Linked DNA regions of Mus musculus: region 2 is linked to region 1. A link is a loop called in an ENCODE intact Hi-C map of the cell type or tissue named here. Cell type or tissue: left cerebral cortex. All regions are shown on one strand. Each heading gives the region's core, and the rest is flanking DNA. Links, peaks and the distances in the headings are about the cores only. Region 1 holds the start of n-TIaat15 (a tRNA gene). Region 2 has its middle 21 kb from the start of Vmn1r207.

Evidence for each region. Peaks named below come from ENCODE experiments on the same cell type or tissue, not always from the same donor. Only the 100,000 strongest peaks of a DNase experiment are listed, where the experiment ranks them.
Region 2: a loop joins it to region 1, with 5 times the contacts of the local background. A loop is called at or near these places in 2 of 42 quality-filtered maps.

What each region holds. Positions count from the first base shown.
Region 1 is chr13:23,268,089-23,271,003 of GRCm38, reverse strand. n-TIaat15 (a tRNA gene) reads left to right here and starts at 488; the gene lies at 488-583. It also overlaps the pseudogene Vmn1r-ps135. In left cerebral cortex, for the core only: a CTCF peak has its summit at 1,762; DNase peaks (open chromatin) are centred at 439, 1,117 and 1,758; H3K4me3 peaks cover 917 bases; H3K27ac peaks cover 559 bases.
Region 2 is chr13:22,746,026-22,748,940 of GRCm38, reverse strand. No RefSeq gene overlaps it. Among named protein-coding and RNA genes, the nearest start is that of Vmn1r207, 21 kb to the right of the region's middle. In left cerebral cortex, for the core only: a CTCF peak has its summit at 1,255 (motif pointing left); DNase peaks (open chromatin) are centred at 837 and 1,274.

The DNA.
Region 1 (2,915 bases), core at 251-2,750:
CACACACACTTCTCCTATAGGCTCAGGGAGCATGAAAGAAGAGGGAGCAGAAAGGCCAGAGACCGCATAGAATCAGCGTGACAACAGTTTTCCCAATAGGAGAACTACAGCAGGCATGAACTCACTGCTGCTGTGATTATTATCAGTTAATGGCTCTGGAACCAAGTTCCTCGGTTTCTCTAGCATGTGTTAGACCAGATCAGGGCAGAAGGAAAAAACCGCATCTTTGAGCAATCCGGTTTGCCAGGGCTGCGCATCTTCCCAGGGAGCATCCTTTCACGCCAAGGTGGAGGGGAGGGGAAAGGCTTTGGGACCGCGCAGATTGCTGCCTCATACCGGGTCGCCAGGGCTGTAATAGCCGCTTGGTGCGGGTATCAAAGGACTTGCAACTGGATGCATAGCTGGGTATGCACCCACACCACAGTATAGCGAACGGTGGATGTTCTACGTAGGCCGTGTAACGAGTGACCAGGAGTGTCCTACGGATGCTCCAGTGGCGCAATCGGTTAGCGCGCGGTACTTATACAACAGTGTGTGCGCGAGAGCGATGCCGAGGTTGTGAGTTCGAGCCTCACCTGGAGCATTGTTTTCATAGAGCCGTCAGGAGCCCAATCAGCAGTTACGAATTAATTTTAGAATCAGCATTTAATTATTCTTAGAATCACATGACTACTGATTGCGTTAGACAGCTGCCTTCCCTGTCTTCCTATCATGCGCTGGCTTAGGGAAAAATATAGTAGGATTATGGTGGCAGCTTCGGCTATTTTTAGAATCCAGAAAGACTAATGATTTCAACGGACCACCGCCTTCCCTGTCTTGCTCCCATGCTTTGGTTTGGGGGAAAATACAGTAGGATTACGATAGCAGGTTCAGCTTCTCTTTTGCTTTGTTTTGTTTTGATTTTTGTTTATTGTTTATTGTTTTTTTCCCCCAGCGCAAACGAAAAGTCACATGACAGCGGTGGTGGAATGGAAAGATGGAGAGAGAATCTGTGTTCAGCTTCCTGGGAATCTCGAACTAGTTTTAGATTGTCTGTAACGGGCTGCTTTTCCTCTTTTGTAAATCTATTCATATGCTTTTAAATGTTGTGATACATTAGAACTCTAGGACAGCCGGGCGTGGTGGCACACGCCTTTAATTCCAGCACTCGGAGGCAGAGCCATGCGGATATCTGAGTTCGAGGCCAGCCTGGTCTACAAAGTGAGTTCCAGGGCTACACAGAGAAACCCTGTGTGTGTGTGTGTGTGTGTGTGGGGGGGGGCAACAACAACAAAAGAACTCTAGGACAAAGCATGCTGTAGTTGTCCCTCTCTAGCATTTGAGAATTCTCCTAGCTTCTAGATCAGCTCCAGGTACATAGCAAAATCCGGTTTATTTTATTTTATTTTATTTTAATTACTGGAGTAAAACAATCCCTGTTGCATATATACCTTTAGTTCAGGCAGAATGAGGGTAGAATGCAACGCCTTCCATTAATGTGCACTCCGACAGTTAATAACAGGTCATCTCTGCAGATCGGGATAAACAGGAGGTGAGCAGTTTACCATCCTCAGAACTGCTTCTATGATTGGCATCATGGAGTCATGTGCCACCATGGAGCCTTTGTACAAGGAGAGAATAAAATCTACCCAGTAAAAAAAAAAAAAAAAGTCTAGCCCCTCCCCAAAAATCTACCAATGAAAAAGGAACAGGTTATACTAAAGGAGAACAGTCTGGTTGCTCTGATTTCTGGACAGGAACTGCTTACAACAACGAATCTGGGACGTTAGAGGGAGCACTTGTGACATTTATATACACAGCCACAGACCATTGCTCCACCTATGAAACTGTGGGGGTGAAGAGAGAGAGAGGAGAGAGAGAGAGAGAGAGAGAGAGAGAGAGAGAGAGAGAGAGAGAGAGAGAGAGAGAGAGAGAGAGAACCATTTAATTATATTTGGAGGACAGCATATAACAATATCCACTTTAATTCCAGATCTGTTCATGCTGTTGTAGCAAAGCTAGTTGGAACTTGACAGAAAATTAAAGATATAAAAGAACTTGCCATAATGTCTGTGGCTTGAGCTTTCTCCACAGGGTTGTCCTGGGACTGATGGTGACAGCCTGGTCCACGCTGAGGAGACAGGTAAAATACTCAGATACTATTGGAGACTGCAGAGAATAAATGCACACACACACTGTGGTCCAAAGGTCATTTGGGGCCATGTGTCCTCTCCCTCCCCGGCCTGGGTAAAAGGAGCAGTGCCAGTGATAGTGGGTCCAGTGCACTGCTGCATAGGGGAGCAGTGGTTTGCGAGGAGCTGTTGACATTATATTAGAAATGCTTCTCTGCACTTTTGCCCCTTTACTCTGGCTTTGCTCATCTGTTTATTAAAATTACACTTTATGGATGAGCAGGACTGTTTACCTCTGTATTCCAGCACTTGGGAGGCAGAGGCAAGAGGACTGCAACTCTGAAGCCAGTCCGTTCCTACTTGTGAGACTTTGTGTCCTGTGTTTCTTTAAAGGAAAAAATAAAATAGCTATATGTCCTTCCATGCATATGAGTAAAATTTAAAACCAGCATCATTTTATAAATCACATAAAGTTCATTTTTGTGGCTGGATGCATATGGATTTCCTTTTTACCGTTGTCCTTTCCTGCTCTCCTCTTTCTCCTTCCCATAGATAGGTGTGCATTTTTCCTGTATCCACCCCCACTTCAGATCAGGGTCTCACTCTTCCCCGTATTAATACTTGATCAGGTCATGCCATATGCCAGTAAATAGGTCCTTCCATTTCACCTAGGCATAAATATGCCTAGTTATAGGATGCCATAGACACTCAAACGAGTTCCTTGGCATCCATTTTTTTTTTTTTGAGACAGGGTTTCTCTGTATAGCCCTGGCTGTTCAGGAACTCACGTTGTAGACCAGGCTG
Region 2 (2,915 bases), core at 145-2,644, 520 kb after region 1:
GGGGAAGCAGGAACTTGGTGGTAACAGGGTACATCTTGTAGTCAGGACATCTGGCGCTGACTTAGGGCTGGAACAATCTGTGGTTGTTCTTGGAGTGGTGTGTTGGTGGCCCGCTTTTGACCCCCTTTTCTTCTCGGGGGGGAGAGGCCCAATTCAGAGATCAGGACAATAGTGTTGTCTTAATAGCTCCCAACAGAGAAGCATGGTTAGTAGTCATGTAGGCAATGTCCCAAGCTTCTGACCTTCAGGCTAGACTCCTCCCCAGTTACCTAGCAACAGTAAGATAAGATCATACTTTAAGAGGGGCTGTTTGGCCCCTCCTTGCTCTCTTACTCCTCACTCTCTTGCTCTTAACCCCCTTACTCTCCTCTCACTCTCGTCCTCTCTCTCCGTCTTACTCTCTAGCCTTTCTTCTTTCTCTCTCTTCTCCCTTCTCTCGTCTTGGCCATGGCTGGCCTCTCTCTCTCTCGCTCTCTTTCCACCTTTTCTCTTTCTCTCTGCCTTTCTATAATAAAGCTCTAAAACCATAGACAGTCTCTGTCCATCAAGGGCCGCTGAGCAGACTCTCACCTCTGTGGGAACTTCTCTCCCTAAACCCTTTCTCCCATAACCCTGGAACTACAGGGTGTTGTTCCAGGGCCCCCAGTCAGGGGCTACCCCTTGTCCAACCCCTGTTGAGTGGGGTCAGTGGCTTACATGCCCATCAGGGGCAGAGTGGAAAGCATTTGTCAGCCCTCCCATGTCTGCCTTCCCAGAACATAGGAAGAACTCCGGCTGAATGTGGGCTATCCTCCCTTCCCTCTCCTTCCTGTGCCCCCTTTTAGTTCCCACAGCAGGATATCTATGACACAGGGTTAAAAATGAGATTCCTGAGAGGAGTTCCCATGAAGAGCTAGTGTTGATAGTGTAGCCAAAGCCAGAGACCTGGAACCAGACCAATGACTCATTGCTATGAGTTTTTGTAAGTAAAACTGTTCAGTTAACAAAGACCCAGAAAAATAAATATTGTTTCCTTATAAGTAAAACAAATTAGCTACATCCTGTAAGCTTAGTAAGGTGAGGAAAGGAGACAGGTCTAGGAAACACACATGGATCTGTGTTGGGTAAATTCAATAGATTTTAGGGGAGGGGGGATTAGAGAGATGGCTCAGAGTTTAAGAGCACAAGCTGCTCTCCCAGAGGTCCTGAGTTTAATTCTCAGAAACCTAGTGGTGGCTCACAATTATCTATAAGGATATGTAGTGCCCTCTTCTGGTATTCAGGCATGCATGCAGGCAGAAGACTCTACAGAATAGATTAAAAAAAAAAAAGAACAGATTTATAAATGAACTGGGGATGACATGACATGACATGACAGAAACAAGGGGATGATGTTGATGTTGAAGGGGATGTGAGGGGTCAGAAGAGAGTGTGGGGAGAGATAGCTGGAATTGGAGAGTATTTTGAAGGTACAAATCCAGAGCAATGATAACTTCCTGGGATCTATGAAGGTGATCCTAATGAGGACTTCTAGTAATGGGGAAACTAAGTGTGAACTGGCCATCTCTTATATACAGGTGAGATTTTCAGGAGTCATGGTTGGATGCATTCAGTTGAGTTGTTTGCCAAAGGTGTTCCACAAAAATTTCCAAACAACCATGCATTTGCTGAGAAAAAAGGTAGCCCTCTGAAAACTGATATAAGAGGCCTAAGATCCACACAACTCATTGAATATGGAGACACTGAGCTGGTGCCTACATGTTGCCTTCATCCCTGCTTCAAAACTGATTGATATGTAGAGATATTCTTTCAGACTTCACAAAGAGAAACATGAATGCCAAATTAACCATAAAACCTTTGACCTACAATTTGCCAGGAAATACCCCAGGACACTGGTGGCAAAGAACTAATGGGACTAGGCAACCAACCAGATGTTACTTAAGGCCCCCTCCAACAGAAGGAACCCATACCCAACAATTCTTGTGTGACTAAGAACTAGAGACTAAAGAGGCCACAGAACTAGGGTAAAACCAAACACTAGTCTTTAAAATATATAGTTCAATAAAATGACACCTAATAATATTCTTCTGTAGTCATAGAGCACTGTGTTATCTAGTCATCATCAGAGAGAAAAGTGGAGGACCCAAGACTTTCAAAGCCTTGCAACTATGCCCTGGCCTAGTTAGAGACTTCAGCATCTCTCCATAGCAAAGCTGAGGAGATCTAAGATCTTACCTCCATGTTCTCACTTGGACCTCTGTGGCACAAACAGACTCTGGGGCAGCTCTGGGAAGGTGATACTTGCCAGGTCATATTTGTACTGTCTGGATCTGTGAGGCTCTTGGCAGCCATCAGGTACTGCAGACTTCAGGTTTCATGTTGTCACAGTATCAGGAGGGAAGGAAGGCCACTACATGGTCTCAGTCCTTGAAGTACAGCTGCCCTCTCTCCCAAAGGTAGAGCATCTGTTTTGCTTAGAAGTTATTTTCAGATTAATTAGGGTTTAATTATTTTGAGAGGAATGATGAGAGGTGAGAAAATGAACAACTACTATGTTTCTGAATAGTGAGCTTCCCAAGTCTCCAGAGGACCTCCTGTATATTCTGGCCCTGTGCTTGCTGCTTTAGCCTCTTTGGCTCATATGTACCTTGCTGAGTTGATTCAGAAGCCCTTTTTCTTCGGATAACTTCCATTCTCTCTGGCTCTTACAGTCTTTCTGCCTCCTCTTCCAAAAGATCCCCTGTACTCCGAGGGGAAGGATTTGATGTAGACCTCCCAGATAGATTTCCTTTCTGCCAAATATCTTCCTGTGGGTCTCTGCATATGTTCTGCTTCTAGAGAAAACCTCTCTGATGATGACTAGATAACACAGTGCTCTATGACTATAGAAGAATAATATTGGGAGTCATTTTATTGAACTATATATTTTGAAGAGT